Linked DNA regions of Homo sapiens: region 1 is linked to region 2. The links are chromatin loops, found by intact Hi-C in ENCODE. Cell type or tissue: Caco-2. All regions are shown on one strand. Links, peaks and the distances in the headings refer to the core of each region. The heading gives the core; the rest is flanking DNA. Region 1 overlaps LIMS1 (LIM zinc finger domain containing 1). Region 2 has its middle 27 kb from the start of SULT1C2.

Region 1 (2,916 bases), core at 123-2,622, 230 kb after region 2:
ATTTTCATTTAACAGGTGATAAAGTACAGATTCCTTTTTTTTTTTTTTTTTTTTTTTGAGACGGAGTCTTGCTCTGTTGCCCAGGCTGGAGTGCAGTGGCATGATCTCGGCTCACTGCAGGCTCCGCCTCCCGGGTTCAAGTCATTCTCCTGCCTCAGCTTCCCAAGTAGCTAGGACTACAGGCGCCTGCCACAACACCTGGCTAATTTTTTGTATTTTTAGTAAAGACGGAGTTTCACCGTGTTAGCCAGGATGGTCTCTACCTCCTGACCTTGTGATCTGCCCGCCTCGGCCTCCCAAAGTGCTGGGATTACAGACTTGAGCCACCGCGCCTGGCTGATAAAGTACAGATTCTTTTAAAGGGTTTGTGGAATTCGTGGTAGTATTTATATAGTGCATGCTTTATCTGTTAACGTGCTAAAAAGACAATCATGGTGACATGAAGATCTAAGAAAATTTATTTAACATTTAAAAAGTGGGTTTATATGTGAAAAAGTTGGAACCTACTGAACTCATGCACTTTAGTGGGTCCCCTGCATTAGCCCTTTATTTAAATACACTGCTTCTTTATTTTACAGGACAGGATTTGCCTAGAAGGTAAAATAGTTTATTCAAGGCCGAAAGTCAGTTAACAGCAGGGTTAGGAATACAGCCCAAGATGTGGTTGTATTGTGGGGTCTCCTCTGCTATATTACGTTGGTTTGCTCTGTTACTTTATTCACATTGCATTGTTACAGTTTGTTGTGTGTATATATTTTATCTTTTTGTCTACAGTATAGAGTAAATACCTTGAGGACCAAGACCTATAGCTGAGCCCATTAACATAGTACATTTGGAAATGTCTGAATGAATTATGGATATTGGCCCAGAATTGTTCTATTACAGGTGTCCTGGATGTCAGTCTCTTTCAAGTGATTCCTTTTGAAGAACACTTCAGAAGTGTTGTTGAAGACCTGGTATTCCTAGCCACATGTGCTGGTGCTTGCAACTTTTTCCTCCCCAGAGAGATCCCTTCCTATTGACGGGCTTCCTTACCAATGCATCAGCTGAGTGACAAATGTTACCAACTACTTAAACAGATATGTTTATTTCTCATTGGTAAATGTAGCTGTTGTTTTGTTTTTGTTTGCTTACTTTTAAAGCTGGGCACATTGCTGTCCATTTTAAAATTTGCCTTGTTAATACAGTGAGGAAGGGAGGGAGAATGGACATTGGGTAGGCAGTTGCAGCTTTTGCCACAGCTAGCTGTTTCTCCTTCTCAGTGCAGTAGATTCAACAGGATTTGTTTTTCTGTGCAGGTACAGTGCAGGTGCACCTGACTGATCTGTCATCCATGTTGGTTTCAGATTTTTCTAAAGAACTACTTTGGTCACATGTTTTCAAAATATTGAGAAGCTGCTTATTGCCTGTCAAGTAGGTCCAAACTCCAGCGCCTGGAATTTAAGGCTGTTTGTGATCTGGCCCAACCCATCTTCATAGCCTTGTCACACACTGTTTCCTTAGCCTTTGTCTCTCTAACCCACTGCCTTTTTCTGAAAATGATGATTTCCTGCCTCAGTGCTGTTCATGCCCTTCTCTGGGCCTGGAAAATCATCATCTTTTGTGTTTTCTTGGCAGCTGGAACAAAATTGCCGCTTCTCTCATAAAATAACGAATTCCTGGAGCATTAATTTAGCCCCCGCTGTGTAGTAGGGAATTAGGGATTCAGAGCTTTTTCTGTTTTCCCAAAGCATTTTGAATTCTTTTTTGGTAATTACCAATTTCTGTTTTGTTTTATAGTTTTTTGTATATATGTCTAAGCTTTTCTGCCAAAGTGTAATCTCTGGAAGTAAAGGAATGTCTTAATCAAATTTGTTAAATATCCAAAGAAAAACAAGCTGCACAGTAGGCTTTATTTCTCCTTTTATTTGTTGTTAGTGAATCGAAAAGTTCAGGGCTAGCTCTGTTTAGTGTCTTTGACGTTGTTTGAATAAATTCACAAAACTTTGAGTAAAACAGGATCATTTTCTTTGGTTTAGCTTGACTCTACAGTGTATTACAGACTGCTGGCAGAGACCCAACATCATGAAACATTTAGGAGAAATTCAGATGATATTTAGGCATCCTTGTTTAGTTTCCTCCTAGGCCACTGTTTTGGAAACTCGGTTAGTCATAACCACCTTCTCTTAATTACCTACTTCCACACAAATACCTTAAGGATATTGTTTTATATAATCTTACCATCACAGCCACACCACGAAGTAGGATCTTTATATCTATTTTACAGATAAGGAAACCAAGCTCAAGAGGTTAAGAACTCACCAAGTCATACAATTAGTGACAGCTGGGATTCATACCGAAGTGCCCTGTAGAGCCCTGTGTCTCCTCACTTCATGGCACTGGTCAAGAAGAGGTCACAGCTCGCTAATTGTTTTTCCAAGTCTCAAGGCTTTTTCTTGGCATGTCCAGACAACCTATCCAGTTTTACTCCCTCCTACCCTTACGCTTATATCATCTTATTGCCAACCATACCACAGTCCTTCTTTCTGAACTTGATTTTTGTTACTCTGCTAGGAGTAGCCTTTCCTTTTTTAAGGGGGTAGGAGTTCCCAAGTCTTACAACTCAAGTCCCAGCTTAAACTCCTCTGTCTTGAAGATGACTTCCTTGGCTGCTTCAACACCTATTAGGCTTTCTTTTCTTGACCTCCCGGAGAATGCATTGGGTAAGATTCAGTTCTCTACCCAAATTTAATGTGTCTGTATTTGTGTGCAACACACAAACTTCATTATTTTTATTTGAACTCTTGGCTGTGCTTGCATATGTGAAAGTGATATTTACAAATTTTGGAACACATCTTTCAATACAATTTGTGTCCATTATATACACTGTACTATGCTATAGGGCATGGAGTATACAGCTGTAATAGAGTGAAGGAC
Region 2 (2,916 bases), core at 148-2,647:
CAGTGGTGAGCAAAGCCCTTCCCCTATGGATTTCATGGTCTAGCATGTGAAGCAAAAGTCCACTAAGTCGTGACACATGTCACCAACCGAGGAGAGTGCCATGTGAGATGGTTTCAGGCTTCGAGAGGCCAGAGCAGATCAGCTGAGACTGGGGCCTGAGGCACAGCTTTCCTGAGAGGACATGGTCCTTCCTAGGTGTGAAGCATGTGCTGGCTTTAACTAGGCAAGAGACTGGGCAGAGAGAAGGAGACCCAGGAGCAGGCTTGGTGAGGCGGGCCTGTCTCAGGGCAAGAAGGAAGGGCTATGAGGGGAAGAGCTACAAGCTCAGGGAGAACTGACAAAATGGGGCCCCAAAGAGAGCCGGGCATGTCACATGGGGCCTTGATGGTCATGGCAGAATGTTAGACTTTATCCTAGGAGCATCAGGAAGCCCCTGCAGGCTCCAAGATAGATGGTGAAACACTCAGACTACCATGTCAATATGTCTACTGTGTCTGTGCCATACACACAGCACAAGGGTGGGAGCCACACTGTTCCAGTTGAGAGGGCTGGGAATTGTTCATGGGTGTGGAGACTTCCAGGGTTAAGGGTTAAGGGAACCTCCTCCCTCAGCCTCTCACACCTGGTTACAAAAGCAGGAAGTAGAATTTCAGGTTGACCAGCAGGATACTCACTCCTTATTAAAAAAAAAAAAAAATTTAAGACAAAGTCTCACTCTGTTGCCCAGGCTGGAGTGTAGTGTCACAATCGTGGCTCACTGCAGCCTCAACCTCCTAGGTTCAAGCAATCCTCCCAGCTCAGCATCCTGAGTTGCTAGCACCACAGATGTGTACCATCATACCTGGCTAATTTTTATTTCTTACTCTTTGTAGAGACGGGGTCTCACTATGTTGCCCAGGCTGGTCTAAAACTCCTGGCCTCAAACAATCCTGCCACCTTGGTTTCCCAAAGCACTGGGATTACAGGCATGGGACACTGTGCCTGGTCTTTTTCATTTTAATTGCAGACACGGTTCTTTAGTGCCTAGTATACTCTTTAAGTACCACTGGAGATTCATGACAAGAGGAAGAGTAATAGGAAAAGATTAAGATGACCAAGCCTCAGATCAGCAAGCAAACTATCAGAGATTCACAGATCTCTCTGAAAAGAAAAATGTGGCCTGAGACATTTAACAGATTCTCTATCAGGAGTGTTTCTCATATGCAGCAATATATCTGACCCAAAGGACACAATTTAGTTAATGTCTTAATAATACAGAAGTAGACTCACCCAAGCAGGTTGCTGCAAGTCAGAGATCTCAGAGATTAGCCCAATGCTGGTCAGGTTGTCAAGTGTTTGTCAGAGTGACTGGTGTGGTATTCTCCACTCTGCCTGTGGCAGGCCAGGTCTCATTAACAGCTGAAGAGGCAGGCCTCCATAACAACTGTTTCAGCACTGACTGAGTGGTTAAATATTAAAAGCTGAAAGAACCAGTGCCCTTATACAAAGGCTGGAATGTAACAAAAGCCCACAAAGAGTTTTGCCTGGGCCTTTCCTGGGCCTTGACAGGAATGACAAATAATGAAGGAATTCTTAACAGGACCCATAAAGATTAAACAAGTTTTTATTGGGGGTCTAAAGAAACTCCCCAGACCTCCACAAACAAGTTTTATTGTGGGTCTAAAGGAACTCCATAAACCTCCATAATTTAGCAGGAGACAAGATAAGGGTAATTACCCTAGCACCTGGACCCATCTAGATTAAGTAAATTTACTGAGGCTCCAGAGGAAGGTCTTCTTCGAAACTCAGACCGTAACTATAGATTAGAAGACGTTAATCACTTATGTCTTTGGATGAATACACACTTAAATGTAAACATATAGCTTAGAAGGTATATAATCCCTGAAAAACTGTAATTTTGAGCTGATCTGGCAATATTTTCCAGGCCTTCTCCTTGTACCCAGTTACAGAATTAAACTCTCTTCTTTCCTAGTTCATCTGCATCTCGTTACTGGGCCGTGAGAATAAGCAGCCTGACCCTCGGTTTGGTCTGGGAACATGCCTAGTCAAGGGCATCAATAGGGTCACAGAATAGAGATTGGTCTGTGGCCATTCAGCCTTGCCCTTTCCTGCCTCTCTTCACCCAGCCACACCTTTCCCTCTCCTTCTTCCCACCTCTCCCACTCATCAAAGGACGAGCTGGCCAATCATTTCGAAACGGGGAATACTAAAAACACAGGGGAAGTGCAGATAACTTCTAGCATTTCCTGTCCCCTCAAGAGGATACTTAACATAGATTTTCAACAAAAGAATACCATGGCCTAACTATGTGAGGTATTAATGAAGGTCAATTTATAAAAAAGAAGGAGGAAAGCTGTGCTTGCTTTCTCAGCAGGGAAGCCTATGGACTGAGCCAGGTCTGAGTTCTGTGCGCAGGCTGCCTGGATCTAAACTAGGCGCTGTTAGCAGTGCGCTGCAGGAGTGAGACTGACCTCACCAACTGTGTAGGAGCTGGGTGAGGCCTCTCGCTACCGGCTATCCCCCACTCCCCCGACGAATTCTGCTGCACAGCAGAGAAAGCCATACTCCCCTCTGGATCATAATCCCATTAGCCTGAGAACCACCCCTGCATCCCCCACAGTGGCCGCGGCAAGCCCCGCCCAAAAGCTCAGACCCGCCTAACCCTGCCCCTAACCGATGGTATTTCTCTACTGGCCCTGGTAGCATAACACAAAAGACATAAACTCTTGGGAGCTTTATGGTCCCACCCATCAGCTGAGAACAAGAATACTTACCCTGGTCAACTTAGAGCAAGCTTATGTCCCACTACTACTACTGCAGCAGGAGCTCTCTTGCAAATTCCACCTCAGGGCTGGAAGCCATTCAACTCAGACCATTACAGCAACCCTTGGCAGAAAAACACTGCTGCCAGGAAGA

The links. A loop is a pair of places that touch in the nucleus more often than their neighbours do. Peaks named below come from ENCODE experiments on the same cell type or tissue, not always from the same donor. Only the 100,000 strongest peaks of a DNase experiment are listed, where the experiment ranks them.
Region 1: a loop joins it to region 2, with 10 times the contacts of the local background. A loop is called at or near these places in 1 of 110 quality-filtered maps.

The regions. Positions count from the first base shown.
Region 1 is chr2:108,540,160-108,543,075 of GRCh38, forward strand. The region is part of intron 1 of LIMS1 (LIM zinc finger domain containing 1); the gene reads left to right. Among named protein-coding and RNA genes, the nearest start is that of LIMS1, 7.1 kb to the left of the region's middle. In Caco-2, for the core only: no CTCF peak of the experiment used is centred there; a DNase peak (open chromatin) is centred at 1,442.
Region 2 is chr2:108,314,201-108,317,116 of GRCh38, forward strand. No RefSeq gene overlaps it. Among named protein-coding and RNA genes, the nearest start is that of SULT1C2, 27 kb to the left of the region's middle. In Caco-2, for the core only: no CTCF peak of the experiment used is centred there; DNase peaks (open chromatin) are centred at 1,431, 2,031 and 2,521; H3K4me3 peaks cover 1,275 bases.